Linked DNA regions of Homo sapiens: region 2 is linked to region 1. A link is a loop called in an ENCODE intact Hi-C map of the cell type or tissue named here. Cell type or tissue: psoas muscle. All regions are shown on one strand. Each heading gives the region's core, and the rest is flanking DNA. Links, peaks and the distances in the headings are about the cores only. Region 1 holds the start of MEGF10 (multiple EGF like domains 10). Region 2 overlaps MEGF10 (multiple EGF like domains 10).

Evidence for each region. A loop is a pair of places that touch in the nucleus more often than their neighbours do. Peaks named below come from ENCODE experiments on the same cell type or tissue, not always from the same donor. Only the 100,000 strongest peaks of a DNase experiment are listed, where the experiment ranks them.
Region 2: a loop joins it to region 1, with 2.7 times the contacts of the local background. A loop is called at or near these places in 3 of 110 quality-filtered maps.

What each region holds. Positions count from the first base shown.
Region 1 is chr5:127,285,523-127,296,309 of GRCh38, forward strand. MEGF10 (multiple EGF like domains 10) reads left to right here and starts at 5,274. Exons shown (of 25, transcript NM_001256545.2): 1 at 5,274-5,534. LOC105379199 reads right to left here and starts at 5,214. Exons shown (of 4, transcript XR_007058921.1): 1 at 5,056-5,214. In psoas muscle, for the core only: a CTCF peak has its summit at 4,570 (motif pointing right); DNase peaks (open chromatin) are centred at 4,609 and 5,169; H3K4me3 peaks cover 1,219 bases; H3K27ac peaks cover 435 bases.
Region 2 is chr5:127,402,766-127,413,552 of GRCh38, forward strand. MEGF10 (multiple EGF like domains 10) reads left to right here. Exons shown (of 25, transcript NM_001256545.2): 9 at 7,624-7,836. Among named protein-coding and RNA genes, the nearest start is that of PRRC1, 110 kb to the right of the region's middle. In psoas muscle, for the core only: no CTCF peak of the experiment used is centred there; a DNase peak (open chromatin) is centred at 6,606; H3K4me3 peaks cover 1,472 bases; H3K27ac peaks cover 1,904 bases.

The sequences.
Region 1 (10,787 bases), core at 3,193-5,692:
GTAGTGTTCAGAATAAAGATAGTAAAAATTAGTAAGGAAATAGAAGACTTGATGAACAGTGTCAACTAATGAGACCCAGTTGACATTTTTAGAACAATCTACCCAATAGCAGCAGCAGTTGTACATTGTTTTCAGGTGCACATGAACCATTCACCAAGAAAGACCATATTTTTGCCATAAAGCAAGTCTCAGCACATTTAAAAGCAGTGAAATAAGATGAACTATTCTTGCTGGCTGTAATAAAATTAAATTAAAATAAATAAAAATATATCTGAATCCCACTACTGGGTATTTAATCAAAGGAAGTGAAATCAATGTATCAGAAGGATACCTGTGCCCCATGCTTATTGCAGCACTATTCATAATAGCAAAGAGATGGAATCCATGTAAGCATGCATCAATTGATGAATGGATTAAAAAACGTGGTATATACACAAAGTGGAATACTATTCGGCCATAAAAAATTGGAATCGTGTTATTTGCAGCAACATGGATGGAACTGGAGGACATTAAGTGAAATAAGCCAAGTACAGAAAGAGGAATATCACATGTTTTCACTCATATGTGGGAGCTAAGAAAGTTGATCTTTTGAAGGTAGAAAGTGAAATAATGGATACCAAATGTTGGAAAGAGTGTGTGAGTGAGAGGGAGACCTGAAGAGAGGTTGGTTAATAAGTATAAATATTCAGTTAGATAGAAGTTGTAGGTTCTAATGGTCAGTAGCAGAGAAGGGTGACTATTGTTAGCAGCCATGTGTTGTAATTTCAAAGTAGCTAGAAGAGAGGACTAGAAATGTTCCTAACACATAGTAATGATAAATGCTCAAGGTGATGAATACCCGAGATGCTCCCCTTGTAACATACTCTATGCATGTAACAAATTTTCACATGAATTCTGCAAATATGTAAAACATTATGTATCAATAAAACAAATACCTAAAAAATTCCCTGAAATTTGGAAATTAAATTACAGTGTTCTATATAACCTATGGGTTAAAGAAAAAATATTTTGAACTATATAAACAGGTTATCAAAATTTGTGGAACATGGTTACAGTAATTATTAGAGAGGAGTTTATAATTTTAAATGCTTGTATAAGAAAAAAATCTAAAAATCAATAAGCAAAAATTTGACTTTAAGAAATTAAAGAAAAAAGAAGAGAAAAATAAATCTAATGTATATAGAAGGAAGGAAATAGTAAAGGTAAGAGCTAAAATCAACAAAGTAGAAAATGTGTAAGTAATAGAAAAAAATCAATGAAACTAAAGCCTGATCCTTTGAATTGATTTTTAAAAATTGATGAACTTCTAATCAAAGAGATAACAAGAAAATAAAAATGCAGACCAATAATTTTAATGAGTATAGACACAAATATCCTGAACAAATTTTAGCAAATCAAATCCAACAGTATATCAAATATATAATACATTACATGGACCAAGTAAGCTTTAACCCAAGAATGCAAGGCAAGTTTAATAAGCAGTTCAGTTAACTAACAGAAAAAAGGAGAAAAACCGTATAATAATTTCAACTGATACAGAAAAACATTTGACAAAATTAAATAGTCACTCATGGTAAAATAAACAATTTCTAGTGAACTATAAATAGAAGGAATTTCTCAATTAATAAAGGGAGTTTAATGAAACTTACAACTAACATCCTACTTAATGGTACAAGACAGATTGCTTTGGTTTATGATGAGCAACAAGGATGGGATACTAAATTTTAGCATTTGTATTCAATGTTGTACTGGGCATCCTATCCAGTGAAATAAGGCAAGACAAATAAATAAAAGAAGCAGAGCATGTAGAAAATCCTAAGCAAACTGAAAAAGAAAAACTACTAGAACGAATAAGTAAATTTAGCCATGTTGCAAAATGTGAGGGTACTGCACAAAATTCCACTGTATTTCTCCATACTAGCAATGAACAATTGGAAACAAGAACTCAAAAATAATTCCATTTATGAAATATTAAAAATAAAATACTTAGGGATTCATTTTTTAAATTGTGTGTAATACTGCCATGTTCAAAGCTACAAAATATTGCTGAGAAACATTAAAGAATACCTAAATTAATGGAGAGATAAATGTTCATAGGTTAGAGGAATCGATATTTTTATGTCAGTTCTCCTTAAATTGATCAATGGATTCAAGGCACTCTCAATTAGAAAAGTGAATTTTTAAAACATTGACAAGCAAATTCTGAAATTTACATGGAAGATGAAAACCAAATAAAAACAAAAACAAAAGCTGAAGAGTTGAACAAATTTTGAAAAAAAATAAAAGCACAGTTGGAAGACTTATTACATCTAAGTTGGAGTCCTATTATAAAGTTATAGCAATCTGAACAGTATGGTTTTGGCATAGGAATAGAAATATAGATCAAATGAAAGGAATAATGAGTGAATCCTGAAATAGACTCACTCATCTATGGCCAATTGATTTTCAATAAAGGTATCCAGTTACTCAATGGGAAAAAAGATAATCTTCTCAACAAATGGTGCCAAAACAACTGGATATCCATGTAGACAATAATGAACCTCAGCCCTTACTTCATACCATACACAAAGGTTAACATCAAATAGATTGTAGACCTAAATATAACAGCTAAAACTATAAACTTCTATAAGAAGCCATAGAAAATCTTCATGACCTTGGGGTAAGCAAAGATTACTTATGTAAAACCTAAAAGTACAACACACACACACAAAAACACGCTTGATAAACTGGACTTTATCAAAATTAAAAACTGCTGTTTGAAAGACACTATTAAGAAATTGAAAGACAAGAAACAGACTGGGAGTGTATATTGGTTATATACATATCTAACAAATGCCTGGTATATAAAGAACTCCTACAACTCAATAATAAGAATCCAAAGACTTGATTAAAAATTGGGCAATAAATTCAGACACTTTATCAAAGAACAGGTGGCATGAGAGCACATGAAAAGCTGGTAAACATCTTTTATGGTCACCATCATTAGTCAGTAAGGAAACGCAAATTAAAACCACGATGTGATACCACTATATACTTACTAGAATGGCAAAAATAAGAAGACAGAAACTACCCAGTGTTGATGAGGATGTGAAGCAATTATCATATCTTGCTGGTGAGAATGTAAAATGTTTTCCACTTTGGAAAGCAGTTCATCTTTCTATATAGTTAAACACACAGTTACTGTAATAATAATTTTACTCCTGTAAGATAAGAAAAATAATAATGTATGTCCACAAAAGGACTTGTTAAAGATTGTTCCTAGCAGCTTTATTCATAATAACCCCATATTGAAAACATCCCCAATGTCCATCATTTGGTAAACTGGCAAACAAATTGTGGTATATCCATACAATGGAATACTACTCAGCAATAAAAAGGAACAAACTTCAGATACAGGCACAACATTAATGAGTTTCAAAAACATTGTGTGGAGTGAAGGAAGTCAGACACAAAGGAATATGTAAGTGATTCCATTCATATGAAATGTTAGAAAAGACAAATCTAATCTGTAGTTACAGAAAACAGCTAAGCGGGCCAAATATGAGGTGGGATAGAAGTTGACTTTAAAGGGGTGCAAGACAACCCTCTGAGGTGATGGAATTGTTCATTATCTTGATTGAAGCAGTGGTTACATGGGTGTGTACATTATTCAAAACTCATGAAGCTGTATAATTAATATGAGTGTAATATATGGAATGTAACTTATCCCCCAATAAAGTTGATTAAAAAATTAAAAGGAAAGTGGGGCAACCAAGTTTCATAAAGCAAAATATCTTTGGGTAATAAGTGGCATGAACTAACAGCCAATTTCCTTAGAAAACAGCCATATGGATTAATCACCTCTAGAATTATTTGTGCCTGTGCTGCCCAGATCAAAGTTCCAACTCCTGGCAGAGAGGGCCTGAGGGGCTTAGCTGAGGTCAGTTGCTCTCTTCTGGACAGGGAAAAGCTGGACCATCCTGACTGACCTTCCACCCAGACTGCTGTCCTTGTGGCAGGGATGGTATCTCAAAGAAAAATGGAGGTACTGTTACCAGAGAAGGGGCAATGATGACTGCTAAACAAACAAATAAACAAACACCAAAACAGTCTTCCCCTGTGTATTTCCAGGGAGAGTAAAGAGGATGGTGAGGGGCTTCAAACATATCTATGTTCATTCATTCCATTCATTTATTCACTCAAACATAATATGGAGTCTGTACTATTTTCCAGGAGCGTTATTGAGTAGGGACTCGAACGCTCTTGAAGTCTCTCTAAAAAGAAAGAGTTCTTATTAATGGGAGGAAGAGAAGCCTGGTAGGAGATGGTTACCTGGAGTGGTTATGGGGCTTAAACCTGTTTTTGTTTTTTTGTGGGGAGAGGGGGATAGAATTCAACGACACAAGAAAGAACTTTGCAGCAGTCAAATTTGTATCTTTTGGGGTCCTGTAAAAGCTGGAAAACTCTTTAGTCTGGAAGAGGAAGATGGACAGTCAGAGAAGCAGATTCCAGAATTCATGTCCTGTCTAACCCACAAATGGAAAAGCCCGTTCATGGTTTTAACATTCCATCACTGGGCCTCCCGGGGCCTCCTCGGCGAGTCGGCAGAGGGAGCCATTCCCCAATAAATTGCCGCGCGAGGCCTCCGAGGACCTGGGGGGATTTTCCTGCGCGTCCGGGGAGTTCTCTCTCCGCCCCTCCATGGTAAAGCAGACTATCCCACCCTCCACCCTCTGCCTTCACCTCCCCGCCCCACCTTTCCATGTACTTTGCTGCCACATCACATTCTCTGGCACGGCTTAATCACCATCCTTTCTGGGTCCCACCTTTGCGCTTTCTCCCCTGACACCACTGAGGACCCGCCGTCCACTCCAGTTGGCCGCTCGGGCGCCGGCCACCGTCCCACAAATCCTTACAGAGGGTCTAGAACACCTCCCAGGGACTCTGCCGAGGGACTTGCACCCAACGTGGGTTGGGAATCAGGCGGGCACCCACTCTGACACCCCTTCGGTCACCCCCTGCGGTGACCCCAACATTTGCTAACTTCGCGACCAGGCCTTTGGCGGGGTCACCCACCAGGCGGTGGAAGCCGCTCAGGCAGGGGCGACTCACGATCGAGGTGCAGCAGTCAGGCCGGGAAGATCCTGCATGTTGCGCTAGGGACTGCGCGCGGCGCCAAGCGACAACCCCCCAGCGGCCACTGCCCCGGCAGCAGCAGCTGCAGCAGCGGCAACTGCTCGAATCCCGGCCCCGGCTCGGGTTACCCGCCCCCACCCCCTCCAGCATCTCGGGCCAGACAGAGAAAACCTTGTTCAAGTTTGCAGCAAGTACTTTCCCGGTGCGCAAAACTGGGCGACTGGGAACGCGTTGAGACGTTCCTCTTTCCCGCTTCTCCACCTTTACGCCTGAAAGAAGACTCCCAAAGATTGCTTTCTTCTGGGACGCTGCTTGGACGCTAACCGCGTTGATTGGAACAGATTTTGTGTCTTGGCTGGCTTTGGGTGAAGACCGGGGAGAAAAGGTTGCGCTGCGATTCTCAAGATCTCTGGACCTGGGTAAGAGTTGGGCAAACTCAACTCCGGCGGCTCCTGGACCTTGGCCGGACGCCGGAAGGCTTCTCATGGGCGGGGGTCACATTTTCCTTAGCCAGGGTACCGGGGTGCGGCGTGAGGTGGGGCGAGATGGGCTCAGTCTGCGTTGTTCATGCGCTTCTTAAGGGTTTATTGTTGTTTGCATTTGGTTTTGTTACATGGGATTGTGTAGGAAAATCCTGGAGTATTTTTGATGGAGAGACATCCTCATTACGCATTTTATTTTGCATAATTCCTGCCCTTGTATTGCCTTACCTTGTGTTTGTTTCATTTTGCCGGGCGATATAGCTGGATGTAGGGAGATTTGTGGGGAATCGGACTGAGCTTGAAAGGCAGTTTCAGCTGGGCCCTTTCTTCTAGGTCAGTTGAACTTCCTTTCTGGGATCTTCACTGTTTTCTAAACTTCTCTTTCTCCCGTCCTTGGTATTCAGATTGTGCAGATAACGCTCTAGGCTGGCGGGATGCTCCCCTTTCCTGAGTTCTCAGCGATCAGTAGGGGTGTGAGGTCGCAGTCTTAGACCAAAGGGGCCTTGTCAGTATGCTTGGCTCCTTAAGGAGTGCTGGGAGGGACGGTTTTTCAAGTGATAGTTACTTAAGAAAGATAAATCCGGTGTTGATCTTTTTCTTTTAAATTCCTTGTTAGAGGACTTTTACGCCTGGTTTAAGGAAGTGTTTTGGCCTTAATTTTCTTTCTGGAAGTATTTTTCTTAGTGACACCACTGAGCAAATGAATGATGGCAATATCTTTGCTGCTTCTTTAGAAAATATCCTCACGCAAGGACCCACATTATTTAGGAGAAAGTCAAAGTTGGAGATCTTATTAGCCAAAATTAGCCATTATTATTGTTCTTAGGCTGTGATAACCATGCTGTGCCAAGGCAGAAGAGAATGACATTTCTTCTTGTTCTTCTTGCCTTACTCCTTTATATCCTGGGTCTCACTTTGTGTATAGGGTTCCCAAATAAAAATGCTTCATTCCTTATGGACAGAAATACTGGGGCCAATTTATATTATCCAGAAATGTCATCTTCCTGACACGAGTGCTCCAAGAGGTCAGCTTGCAGGGAACTTTTAATTTTACCACTGAGAGTTCAAAGAGTTCAGTTGGTAAACTCTGGGCACCCGCCAGCCTGGGTTCAGCTCACAACTCTGCCACTTTTCAGTTCTGTGATTTTGGGGTAAGTTACTTAATCTGTTTATCCACATATGTAAAATCAAAATGATAATAATAGCACTTACATCAGACAATTGTTAAAGGGATTAAGTAAGTTAATGCATGTGAAGGACTAACAAGCCTGACACATAGTAGGCACAAATTAGCTTTATTATTATTGTATAGCTAGCATTAACTATTGTTGTATCCCTCTAGTATAGCTTCTATTAGCTGTCAGTAAGTGTTAGCTATTATTCCTATTTGGATGGACTTTGAAGACTGTGCTCATCTGTAAGCTTCACTACCACCTATTGTCAAACTTAGCTCAGACATGATCTTTGTATTGCTTTTTTGTTGTGGCACTTTCAGTTGGAAAAATAAAGGTGTATATGGCAGAGCTGGAATTTATAGGGTGGTGGGTCATGGATGGGCACCAAAGACTACTTGGAACAGGTGAGGAGGTGGGAAATCTACACTCAGTTCACAGCCTGTATACCTCCTTGGAAATCCTTTACATTAATATACTTTCTTTAACCTATTTTTTAGAGGTCACTCATTTGTTCAGTAAGTATTTATTAACCATCTATTACATGTCAAGCACTGTTTTAGGTTTTATATTTTAAAAATGGCTATGCATGAGTATTGGCTTTATGTGCCTCCTCCCATTTCAAGTGTGTGACCTAGCACTCTATAAATTAAATCCCAAGTATTTTTAGCTACACAATTTCCATACCTGTTAAAATGCTCATAAGAGCACATAAAAAGCACGTATCATTGAGAAATTGAACAAAATATTCCCTATGACCTCAAGCAGATTGCTTTTCTCCATTTAGGCATCAGTTTTATTATGTATAAACTTGTGTTGAGAGGTGGGGAAAGAGTAGAATAACCTCCAGTGTTCCTTCTGGCTCCAAAATCCTTAAATTAGCTGCCTTACTTCATTGGTGGCTGTTTTTGAACCCCCACTTTTCTCTTTTAACATTTGTTTTAGGTACATAAATTACGTTACTTCCATCTTTGCATATTCATCAAAGTGAGTAACAACATCGATAATTAATGAAAAGGGAAAAGCGTTTATCTCTGTCTGTCTTTCACTATTCTCAGACTTTGGTTTATACCAGAAGCATGAAGTGGGGAGATTTGTTAAAATATTAGAGTGAACTATGAGAAATTGCTGATATTTGACCATTTTTGACCTAAATAAATGGCAATTTTGTATGGTTCAAACTATACAAACCCTAATCCCTTCTGCCTTGATTTAGAAGTAGTAAGTCTTCTGTGAGTTGTGAGAAGTCTGCATTTTTACAAGTTCCCCAGGTGATTCTAATGCAAAACTCAAGTCACATGCTCATTTAGCAGCAGTGAATTTACCTTCTTTGTGATTGTCTGCTTGGTTTAATAGTGTATTTCTAAAATGCAAATCTGATCATGTTATTCCCTTGTTTAAAAATCTTTGGCAGCTCTCTGGATGGTGAATGTCAGTGTTACCTGGGTGCATGTTGAAAATATAGATTCCAGGGCTTCACCCCAGAAGTAAGGGCCAGTAATCTGCATTTTGAGATCTCCAGGTGAACCTGGTAAAGCTGACGTCAGATCACATTTGGAGAAACACTGGCTTACAGCATAAAGTCTCACCTCCTTACCGCTATACACAAGACCACCTTTGCAGCACTTCTCAGGGTTATTTTCTGCTTCTCTGGTCCCCAGCTCTCCAGCTCCCACTGATCTTGATCTTGTTACTATCTCAAGAATACGCTGTGCACTTTCACTCTTCCATGACCCAGCTGTATATGCTGTTCCTTCCTCTGAAAATGTCTTTGACCCTCTTTCCTGTCTAACCAACCACTTACCACCCATTCATCTTTTAAGACACTATTCAAATCCCTTTGAAGACTTTCCCTCTGAAGTTTTTCCCAATTATCTCATAAACTTAGCGATATCTCATGCGAGTTCCCATTCTTGTGGATAGATTTAATATAGCATAATCACATTGTATCAGCCATATTTATTATCTGAATGTTTATCCCTAACAGATTGGTGAGTTCATCATTCCTTATTGTAAGCTCTTATACAAGTGGCTGGCCCATAGTAGTTATGGAATAAATGCCTAGAGAATGTTGGAGAAAAGTAAATGGATGAATGATAGTCAACATTTTCTTAGCAGACAAAGTGGTTGGGACAGTATTGTATACATATGGAGGGTGTGGAAAAGCCAGTTGGGAATTTCCAGTTTGGCTAGACATAGCCTAGGAAGTTAATAACTTCAAGTGGGGCTGGGCATGGTGCCTCACGCCTGTAATCCCAGCACTTTGTGAGGCTGAGGTGGGAAGATCACTTGAGGCCAGGGATCCTAGACCAGCCTGGCCAAAATGGCGAAATCCTGTCTCTACTAAAAATACCAGAATTAGCCGTGAGTGGTAGCACACACCTGTAATCCCAACTACTTGGGAGGCTGAGGCACAAGAATCACTTGAACTTGGGAGGCAGAGGTTGCAGTGAGCTGAGATCGCGACACTGCACTCCAGCCTGGGTGACAGAGTGAGACTCTGTCTCAAATAATAATAATAATAATAATAATAATAATAATAATAAATAACTTGGAGTAGAAAAAGGACAAGACAGAATATCCTAAGAGGACTTATGAAACACCAAATGCCACTGAATTAATGTTACATGTTGAACATTATTGCAGGCAGTATAATGAAGAGCTGAGCTTATCCTTTAGGATGGTTTTGGTTTGGTTTTTGGAATGACGTGTCAGAGCACTGGAAAGGAAGTGCCAATGCCAATAAAAACCAACTTTGCTCTGTGCTTTTCCATTTATAAAACACTTCTGCTTCTGTTTTTGTATTTGATCAGAAACATGGTGACTGGTTCAATACTGTCTTTCCTTCTTTCCTGAAAGGACACATTCCTGAAAATAGGTCTGAAGATTGTATAAAAGCCTACATATTATAGGGGATTCTGGCCATAGAAAGCCAAATATATTATGAAATCTCTAATTATATCTTGCTATTTAGACACAGCATTCAGTGTATACTCCATTTTCTAATTTTTCTTTCTTTAAACTTTACACAATTTTGGTTATTTTCTCCTCATTTCAATAACAGTTGACCAGCTCAAGTTCAATAAATGTCTGATTCAGATGAAAAGATTTGCCATTTTTGGCATGTCTAATAACTTCTACCTTTGTCTTACTTAGTTTATGAGACAAACACTTCTCATAATTACTATTAGGCTTTTAATTTTCCCATTTCCCATTCACTTTTTTGTAATAATGAAAATATGCAGTAACATTTGAATAAGTGAATGAATAATTCTCTGGGTAATGACAAGGATGGTGATTCTGCAAAAATTGAACTATTGGCTTAGGGCAGCTGCACCATAAAATAAACAACATAAAAAGTTCATTCATTAGCTGGCATCTGAGTGTCATCATGACACAGGGCAGGGAGGTAGTAGCATCAATAGATGTAGTACAAATATCCACATTGATGGACTTCAAACGAAGCAATATTGAGGACTGCCTTTACTCTCAGTTTCTCAAGGGTGTGTACCCAGTATCTGGTTTTAATAATTAGTTTAGTTTTAAGAATTAATACAAGATTCACTGGGTTCTGTTGATTTGTCTTCTTTTAAAATTATGTTTCTGAAATGAACTTTTTCTAGCTTAGCATAAGCCTGTATCATTTTCTGCCAACCTTTGGAAGTCTTTTAACTGCTCTCCTAATCTCTTTATTCAGTCATTCATTCATTCTTCATATCTGAATGTCCTGAAATTTTTAATTTACCTTTTGTCTCTCTTTACCATTTTGCATTATTGTTCACCATGATCATTCTAACTCTTTTTAAATATAGTTATTGCAGAGGACTAATTTAGAGCATTTAGTAAAAGGATTTCTCATACTATGAGGGAAAAAGAAGGTACAAACCAATGTTATTTTACTTTATAGAACTTTATTTGTGGAATGGCAAGTCACTGTGTGGATGTTATTTGATAATGCAAACTCTGTGGCATTAGCCAATCTGGAAAGTGTGAATGTGATAATACATCCTGTTATTAT
Region 2 (10,787 bases), core at 5,378-7,877, 120 kb after region 1:
CATGTGTCCATGACTCTTCCATAATATTTCAGAAGTAGCTATACAGCCTCAATGTGTTTGACAGATTCTATCTTAATTCAGTGTATAGAAACTGAATTATAAATAGCAATGGTAAATTGAAGATAACAGAAAAAGCACTAAAAAAAAGACCATAAAATATCAGCTATTCAGAACCCATGATGAAAATGTCATTCTAGAGAGTTGAGTGTTTAGTACTGCCACTTACATTGTAAGTACTTGGTGATAGATTTATTTTTAAATGGGATGTGTACTTAGGTACCTTTCAAAAGTATAAAGTTACTTTCTTATGATTCAGTATTCTGTTAAGAATATTGATCATTATATTGTGTGGTGGCGATAGAGTCAGATCTGCTGGAACTTATAGGGCCCTCTGGTCCCACACGAAACAGAAAAAATGGCTGTGCTCATGCGGGTCTTACTGCCGCTGTTTATCATCCTCTGTATTTAATGGTAAACTGTTATCTCAGAGCGCTTTGCACACCCTACTTCTTTTTCTTTAATTTTTTTATTTTTATTTTTTTTGTGGGCACATAGTAGTTGTATATATTTATGGGGTACATGAGATGTTTTGATACAGGCTTGCAATGTGAACTAAGCACATTATGCGGAATGGGGTATCCATCCCCTCAAGTATTTATCCTTTGAGTTACAAGCAATTCAATTACACTCTTCAAATTATTTCAGAAAGTACAATGAAGTTACTATTGACCATAGTCACCCTATATGCTATCAAATAGTAGGTCTTAGTCATTCTTTCTAATTTTTTTTGTACCCATTAACCATCCCCATTTCCTCCACACCCTCCCACTATCCTTCCCAGCCTCTGGTAACCATTCTTCTACTCTCTGTGTCCATGAGTTCAATTGTTTTGATTTTTAGATCCCACAAATAAGTGAGAACATGTGATGTTTGTCTTTCTGTGCCTAGCTTATTTCATTTAACATAATGATCTCCAGTTCTATCCATGTTGTTGCAAATTACTGGATCTCATTCTTTTTATGGCTGAATAGTACTCCATTGTGTATATGTACCACATTTTCTTTATCCTTTCGTCTGTTGATAGACACGTAGGTTGCTTCCAAATCTTAGCTATTGTAAACAGTGCTGCAACAAACATAGGAGTGCAGATATCACTTCCATATACTGATTTACTTTCTTTGGGTATATACCCAGCAGTGGGATTGCTGGATCATAAGGTAGCTCAATTTTTAGTTTTTTGAGGAACCTCCAAACTGTTCTCCATAGTGGTTGTACTAATTTACATTCCCACTCACAGTGTACAAGGGTTCCGTTTTCTCTGCATCCTCACCAGCATTTGCTGTTGCCTGTCTTTTGGATATAAGCCATTTTTAACTGGCTTGAGATTATATCTCATTGCATATATAAATGCAAATCATTGTAGTTTTGATTTGCATTTCTCTGATGATCAATTGTGTTGAGCACCTTTTCATATGCCTGTTTGCCATTTGTATGTCTTCTTTCAAGAAATGTCTATTCAAATCTTTTGCCTATTTTTGATTGGAATATTAGACTTTTTCCTATAGAATTGTTTGAGCTCCTTATATATGCTGGTCATTAGGTTGGTGCAAAAGTAATTGCGGTTTTTACCATTGAAAGTAACGGTGAAGACCGCAATTACTTTTACACCAACCTATAACCCCTTGTCAGATGGATAGTTTGGAAATACTTTATCTCATTCTGTGGGCTGGCTCTTCACTTTGTTGATTGTATTCTTTGCTCTACAGAAAATTTTTAACATGATGTGTGCATCCTTCTTTTAATGCTCTTGAATCTGTCATGTCCTGGAAGACTAGGTAGCCAGGCTCACTGGATGTGTGTGTAGGATTTGAGAAGAGACTTGAGAGGCAGAAGGTCATAGTGATTGAAAACAATTATTTGGAATCTAGGTTTAGGTAAATGTGTCCCTGGAAACACTTTTTTTTTTTTGAGATGGAGTCTTGTTTTGTCCCCCAGGCTGGAGTGCAGTGGCATGATCTCGGCTCACCACAACTTCCATCTCCCAGGTTCAAGCAATTCTTCTGCCTCAGCCTCCCTAGTAGTTGGGATTACAGGCGCATGCTGCCATATCAGGCTAATTTTTTGTATTTTAGTAGAGATGGGGTTTCACTGTGTTGCCCAGGTTGGTATCGAACTCCTGAGCTCAGGCAATCTGCCTGCCTCAGCCTCCCAAAGTGCTAAGATTACAGGCGTTGGAAACACCTTTGTCTGTAACATCCTAATAATAATTGTGCTTCTCTCTAGGGTTGTAAGGATTAAATAAGTTAGTGTGTTAAAACATTTAAAACAGCCCTGGAACTTATCAGATTTTATTATTCTAGAGCAATTTCTATGAACTATGTAAATACTAGTGATTATCAGTTTGAGTGCTGTTTACAAGCTGCATAAATATTAGCTATCATTATTTTTTATGATGTCTTTGAATTAAGAATTCCCTCAACTTTTTTCCCCTTATTTTTTCTCTTTCTAAATCTTGGTCTAATTTTATGACTTTTAATAAGATACTGTCATGTTTGTTGCCTCCTGCCTCCAACTTAGACCCTGTACTTTCTTATTAAATTTATTTCTGAGTATTTTGTAATTTTTTAAAATTTCATTTCTGCCTGTAATTGGATATTTCTGGTTGAAGAAAAACTTGCTTTTGACTATTTACTTTTTAATTTATTCATACTACCAAACTTTCAAGGTAATTTTAATGTTGTTTTTAGCAAACTCTGGAGTTATTTAGTTATACTATCATATCATCTACAAATAAACATAAGTTAGTCTTTTCTTTTCAATATGTATAATGATTATTTCATTTCCTTGAATTATTGCATAAATTTGAGCCTCCAAATTAATGTTGACAAACAGCAGTAAAAGTAAAAATCCCTGTCTTGTTTCCAAATTTATTGGAATGGCTTCAGTATAGTCTCATGTTTGCTATTGGTATTTAGTAAATTATTTTCTTCATTCTTAAGTAGTTTTTTAAATCCCTTTTTTTAATTAAAAATTTTGTTAATAGTAGCTGCTTAATTTCATTAAATGCCTTTTTTTCTTTTGCTAATATAATTACATATTTTTCCTTTAATTTTTCATGCAATGAATTATTGACATCCTTAGTACACAGTTTTTATAACATGTAATTGGACTACTCAGATTTTGTAACTGACATCCTGGTTTTAGGTTGTATTTTGGATAGATTAGGCTGTTAGATAATTTCTGGATCCATTTAACATCTTATTATAGAAAAATGAGTTGGGGTAAGGGAGACACAAGACCAAGCACTATCTTAATAATAGTTTCTTGTCATATTTTAGGCCACTAAAATGGCAATATAATTTTTTTTTGCCCTCTAGGGATTTAAATTTCAAATTAGAGGTAGCACAAGAACAATAAACATACAAGGCAAATGAGCTTATACCTATTTCATCTGGAGTACAGGGAAAGGGAATAACAGTTAATTTTCAGATGAATTTTACATTTGAGCCAAGGAAGGCCAGGGGCCAGAGAAAGAGAAGGGAAGTAAAGAGAGAACTTGCTTCTCGACCTGCTGCTCTTGTAACTATTGTTTTTCTGATGAGCCAGTGACATGATTCCTGTTTTCAGCTGTTATCCCTGTCTGGGCTCTATAGTTAACACATGTACACAACAAACACATTTGTCACTATGAAAGGACAACAACGAATGGCCATGAGTCAGTCTGTGGCGGGAGGTGTGGGGAGAAAGGCCTTGATAGGCTGGGGTCTTAATTTGCCATTTCCCTTGTTTTGAGAAGTCAGTGAAATTTGATCAGTGAGGTTAGGGCAGAGGGCTGCTGGCCCTAGGAGCCTGCACAGAATTCCCAGGATGTGGGGACAGTCCTCCCCGCCAGAGAGAAATAAGAAAAATCCAAACAGACACCCTGTAGGCTGGCAGAGTAGTGCATAGATTGCCCAAATAAAAGGCTTTGGGGTTTGTGGAAAGGTTGAGAGGATATTGTGGTGAGTAAATGTAACATGACACAGTCAAGTAAGAGTGAAGAGACAATGGTTTCCAGATCCTTAAAAAACACCTTCTGAAGGGGTTAAAAGAGTTTCGAATGCCGATAGTGCTGCCGTAGGATCACTCTGGGCCCTGCGACAGCCTATTAGGGGCCCATGCACATGATTGGTGCTCAGTGAGTATTAGCTGGATGAAGGGATGCATGACTCAGTGATGAACTCTGTTAAGGTGAAGTCCAAAACAGCTCTGCCAAGTCTGTGTTCCATAGTACCCTAAAGGTGAAGATAAATGTGGGTGAAAGGAGGTGAAGTCAAAAATTATAGACAGGAATTGGGGGAATGCAGCATTGGTCGTCAATGGAGGAGCTCTTTCCTGTGTCTAGGAGCGTGGAGATGTTGGCTCTTTCCCAGTGCTTTTTACATTTCCCCCAGAGCAGCAGTTCCGGATGTTAGAAAGGTAGGCAGCTGATTCGTAGATTCCAGGTTTAATGAAGAATGTGATTCTTTCACACTAAATCATGGTTTGGCCTAACTATTCAAATCACTCTAGGGAAGGACATGCACAGAAGGTCAGGGGTGAAAGCGGTACCTGTCACCCCTTACACGTTAACTCACTTACTTTTTTCCTTAAGTTCACAATGACATACAACATAATAATAGAAACAATATTAAAACCAGTCTATGACCCTCACTGGTTTTGGGAATTGATGTGTTAATACTTTATCTCTACTTAATGCTTATCCATTCTTACCAATTCCAGGACATTACTTGAAATGTAAAAAAATTGGAAACCCCAAATTTCCATATGTCTACTGTGGCTGATATTTATTGCTATATCTTTATTACTTTTCTGCTATCTGTCCTAAGAAAATGCATTTCCTATTTCACTGATTTTTGAGAGCTTCTGTTCCATTTGGAACCGCAGAAGCAGCATTAAGGGCATAAAATTTGTTGGGAAATGGTGCTTCTTGAAGATAAAGAGACCAAGAAGGAGATAAAACTGCTTGATAAAGACTTTTAATGCAGCCAATCAGACAGGCATCAGCTATTTCATGATTATGTTTATTTTCAAGATGGAGAATATATACTTCTAGAAAGATATCCTACCATTTTCCTTTGGCAGATAGAAGTAGACATAACTATTATTAACAGGATTGTCCTACAAGTGCAACATTGACAAAACATAAAATGGGAATATGAATCCAGCTTAAATAATGGCTGCTTTAGTAAGTAACATTCAAATAGGACTTTTTGTTTTATATTTATAATGCAAACTAGTAGTGTGTTTAATTGTAGGTTAGAAAGGTAAATGTGGGTCAAGGCCAGCTATTATAGATTTTATTTTTCCTGAGAAAGGAAGTCTCTGCCAAGATATGATAAAATATACACACTGGTTCCCTGTAATTTGGTAACAGATAATTTCCCAGGCTTCCGATCTATACTACTTTCAACCACTTTTAAAGCTGTGCTTTTTACCAAGTTGAAATAATGAAGATAGTTTAAAACTTAACATTTGGGTTTGTTTTCAAATCCTTTTAGGAGACAGAAAATGATATTATTTATCTTTACCTTTTTCCTTTTGGAACTGACTTGCAAGAAAATCTAACAGACAGGTTGAAAAGTTGTCCTGACAGCCTTCAGTAGGAGCCATAATGAGACCACATTATTGTACTTAAGCATTTATTTCCTTAAAGTTTACATCTTTAAGGAAGAAACTAAATGACTTAGCTTATTGAAGCTTCTTAGAGGTTAAAAATAAAGAGCACCTTTTAAAAATACACTCTGGTCCAAAAATAGGTGTACCCATGTATAACTTTTAGGCACACGTTTTATTTTATGCTGAGTATTAGGTCAATTACTCCATAACTTTTCTAATGGTTTGTTGAGCAGTTGAAGGTTTTACCTGTTAACAAATACACCTGAAGATGTCTAGAATCTGTGAAACTAAATTTACATGAGATTCTTTTCCTTGTCTCCATCACATTAAATATATGCTAGAGCCAGAGGTAACCAGAAAAGCATCGAAAGGGCTGGTCCAAGTGGCTCATTCCTATAATCCCAACATTTTGGGAGGCTGAGGCGGGAGCATCACTTGAGTCTAGGAGTTTGAAACCAGCCTGGGTAACATAGCAAGACCTCATCTTTACAAAAAATTTAAAAATTAGCCTGACATGGTGGCGAGTGCCTGTGGTCCTAGCTACTCAGGCGGCAGAGGTGGGAGGGTCAATTGAGCCCAGGAGTTCGAGGTTACAGTGAGCTATGATGGCACCACTGCACTCCAGTCTGGGTGATAGAGGCAGACCCTGTCTCAAAAAAAAGTATCAAGATTTGTCCTCTACACTAAAATAGAATTCCTCCCACCCTGGTATTGTTACTTGTTGCACCCTATCATTAAAAATATGCAAAGTTTTGTGGAAACACTATTTCTTTGAAGTATGTTTCTTTTCTGCTTCTTTTAAGTGTGCTTGAATTTGTTATTATGCCTTACTGCTCACATGATACAGATCTAAAAAATGCAAGGCTGACCTACATTTCTGACTCTGGTTCTGGCCTGACTTGAGAGCCACATGGGAAGTGGCTGCCGAGACAAAGTGTACCCTTCTTGCGGCAAGTGCTCGGCTGGGCAAAGCCCTGTCTCCTTCCCTTGGCAGAAAGCTCCCCTTCTGCTGCAGAGAGCCAGTCACCTGGCCTAGTCAAAAAGAAACTTGGCTAGTCTAAGAACTATTTGTGCTTTCCATGGAGCAATGAGCGATCATTTTCTCTTTTCTATCTCGATTCCCTCTAGCAACTCAGCTCCCACCTCATTCGTCTTACCTAGAGCATATCCTTTCTCTTGGACAGAGCTCCAATGCCACTTTTAAAAAGATAATGAAGTGAATTTTTGAGGGCTGATCTTTACTCCTTGCCATTTGGCAGCCCTTCTTCCCAACAGAGGGCAATACCCCACTAGCCAAACATTTCGTGTTAGAAAACTCCAAGCCTTCCTACTGGCAGGCACTTCCCATGTTGGAATCGAGGACGTCTGATTTTGGTAGCTCAGAGTTTCCCAGATCTAAAGAGGACTTGGCTTATTAGTTAAAGAACTTTCTAACTGAGGAGGAATGATTACCATTCAGCTTTAAGTAAGAGTAAAAACGTGGCTAAGATTAAAAATTAATGTCCACATAAAAGCCAAGAGAATTAAAATTTAGTTTCAAATTTGACACAGAGTTTTCTCTTTGGAATTGGGAAAGTATGTTTTGAAATTTCATAATTATGGACTAACATTTGAAAATTTTTTTCCCATTTTCTTAGTATCTACTAAAGTGCTATGTAACTTTGGCAAGCACTAAGTGTAAACATGCCTCATGTCCTAAGCTCCTATTTTTGTTTTGGTTTCATTTTGTTGCTGTTGTTATTTGTTTTGTTTTTGTTTTCTACAGGTCATGCTGCTGTTACTACAATATGTAGCCAGAGTAATGTATCTTAACGCTTTTCATCCGTGTAATGGGACAATCACTAAATAATTGCAAGAGCAAAAAGCAGCTTCGATTTATGCATAACAAAGCCATTCCAAATTAACTGTTTATTTTCACATGGCACTAACTAATCTTTCTTCTTGCTCCTGCCTCTTGCTTGGTAGGTGCCAGGATGAGTGTCCTGTTGGGACCTATGGCGTTCTCTGTGCTGAGACCTGCCAGTGTGTCAACGGAGGGAAGTGTTACCACGTGAGCGGCGCATGCCTCTGTGAAGCAGGCTTTGCTGGCGAGCGCTGCGAAGCACGCCTGTGTCCTGAGGGGCTCTACGGCATCAAATGTGACAAACGGTGTCCCTGCCACCTGGAAAACACTCATAGGTGAGTGTCAGCTTCCCCTGGAAGGACGTGTCCTGTGAAAGTTTTAACCTTGGTTTTCAGGATTTGGAAGGAGGGATTGATAGAGTGATTCTCACCCCAAGCCCCCTCCTGCCTCTAGGCTACTCTGGGCAGGAATCGCCGAGTAAAAGGAAGACATTTTAACTTAATGTGTGATGGTCTACATTTGAGGTGCTAAAATTGTTCAATGGTTACTGGTGGATAGCAAATTCTATTCTCTATTAATGACCACTGATAAAAACAAAATTTGCTGAGGTTAGTAGAACTTTCCCTTAAGCAAGGGATTCTGTGACATTCCCTTAGAAGCAAAGATGCAATGAGAGACAAGGAGTTTAGCCAAATTTAGTATGCAAAAATATCAAAAAGTGATTCTTACTGCAGCATCTTTTATTCGACAGCACATCTGTGGAAGAAAAAAAAAGGCTAGAGAGAGGAAGTGAACTGGTGGAAGTTTTGTGAAAGTGTTTCACATGTGGCTGTCACATGTGAAATATCTTTTTCGAATTGATTACTCTGACATAGAACTCACAAGGGACTTTTAGCTCAAAAACCTCTCCAAGAATTTGAGAACAGGAAACCACGATCCTACCCACCCTACTGTACCTTGTCTGCCCTGAAAATGTCTTCTTACCCCTGTTTCTTCTTTCCCTCCCCCAGGGACCAGATACACATAACTTAGAATTCTGGGCCTCCTTTGCAGACTGCTGGAAAAGCTGAGTTTGACAAAAATGTAGTGCGTTATATAGCAGTTCAGATCTTACTAGAATTACTTTATTTGCATTCAGCACAGCTGTTACTTCATTTATACTTCTGAAAGATAACTCATAGCCACATCAAATCCCAAATGCATAGAATTTAAAAGTAAACAAAAGCGTGTGGTTGGTCTCTTCTTTAAACCATTGTTAGTAACAAAAATATAGAGTTTGCACTCTGTGTGTGTGTGTGTGTGTGCGCGCATATGTGTGCTGTAATACATTTTAGTGGGACATATGAAAGAAGTGTATTCTCAATATGATTCAAGTAACTTTGTAAGCCATATTAGTCAACTTTGGTTTTCTTCGTTGGAAAATATTGCCTTTCTTTACTTGACAAGTTTACGTAAATATTTGGGGGAATAAAAATGAATAATCTCCACAGGGTTTTATTTTTCAACTCTCTAATATTTAAGGAGCTGGCAGGATTAGGGACAAGTCATGAATTTGGGTCCCTTTCCTACAGTATAAGTCTTATTGCAGCAAAAAGTAAGCCTCATGTAGTGACAACTAAGAACATTACACCAGTGTGCTGTTCCGTTGTACATAGAGACAACTGAAATCAAATGGAATAATAAATCTATGCAAAGGAAGAGCTCTGCTATGAGAAGAATTGGAGAAGCAGAGAGCATGTTGGTTTTGTTGGAATTGGATACCATATTAGTAGTGGCAAGGTGCAAAGTGGAGAATTAGTTAATTGATGGCAATACTGTGGTAATTTTGACATAGGTCATATGTACCTAAGCATATATGTGTTAACAAAGAAGTACATGACATTTTTTGACAATTACATAGATCAATAACACTAAAATCTGTCTAATATTGTATACCAAATAATCCGAATATTTTAAAAAATCAGTCTTTTCATGATTTTGTAAATCATGAAAGGTATTTTTAAAGATTAGCTTTTACGAATTTCTATTAAAACAAGTTTAATGTTGATTATATGACTCTATCTTGTTGAATTAATCATTGGAGCCATCTATCTAGTTCTTATATCTTAAACTTCTATGTGTAAAACTCCTGGAAGCCCAAGGTCCCTTCAAACCAAAAGGCATAGAATCCTTGTATTAATTGAAAGTCTAGTTTGTTCACATTAGCATTTATCAAGCAAGTGGAGCCTTGCTGTTACATAATTTATGATATACTAAAGCCTTCCATTATAATTAATGAGATAACAAATACAGTGTAAATTAATAATGTACATTGTCTTTAGGTACATATTGAGTTCTATGGATATACACATTGACATATATTTTAGCCATATAGTTGGGTAAGGGTTTGTATCAGGTAGCTTTTGCAGCATTAAAAAACAAACAAACAAACAAACAAAAAAACTACTCCAAACCCAATGACGTAAAATAACAATTATTTACTAACTGATGATTTTTTGCTTGACTATGTGGGCTAGGCTCAACTTGGTGGTTCTTCTGCTGGTCTCCTTGTGTTCAGCTGGCAGATCAACTGGAGGCTAATTGGTCCTGGATATCCTCACTCACATGTCTGGCATTTGGCTGGGTGATGGGGCTGACTGAGCCACACATCTCCAGTATCTAGCAGGCTAGCCTGGGCTTTTTCACATGGTGACTGGTTTCTAAAACAGAAGACAGTACAGACCCCCAACATACACTTTTTAAGCCTTTGGTTATGTCATGTTCGCTAATACCCCTTTAGATAAGACAAGTCATCTAACCAAGTCCAGATTCAACATACCCCACCTCTCGATGGGAGGTGTTGCAAAGAATTTGTAGACATTTTTATTTTGCAATCTATCATGGAGCTGAAATGAATTTAAATATATTTATAAGTAATATTAGTATTTCAAACTTTAGCAGTATTATTGAGCCTAAAGATATTCACTGTGACCTGGACTTTTCAACTGAAAACTAACTGTTATGGTGGAAATGATTTTGAACAAGAAAATAAAATTTGAGATTTAATAATATTCCACATGCAATATAGAGAGATAGATTAACTGCTTTTGGTAATAAAGACATTTAATAGCCATGGACAATCCGGATGTGCCTATTTGCAAATGTCATGTAATTGTCATTATATTTGATCATTAATAACATCTAAGGAAATGAATAAAAAGAAGTTCAATGACTCTGTTTCAGCCAATATTATATAGTATTGGACTTTTGTTGTAATTCAACTATTAAACAGTTTCCTGGAATATAT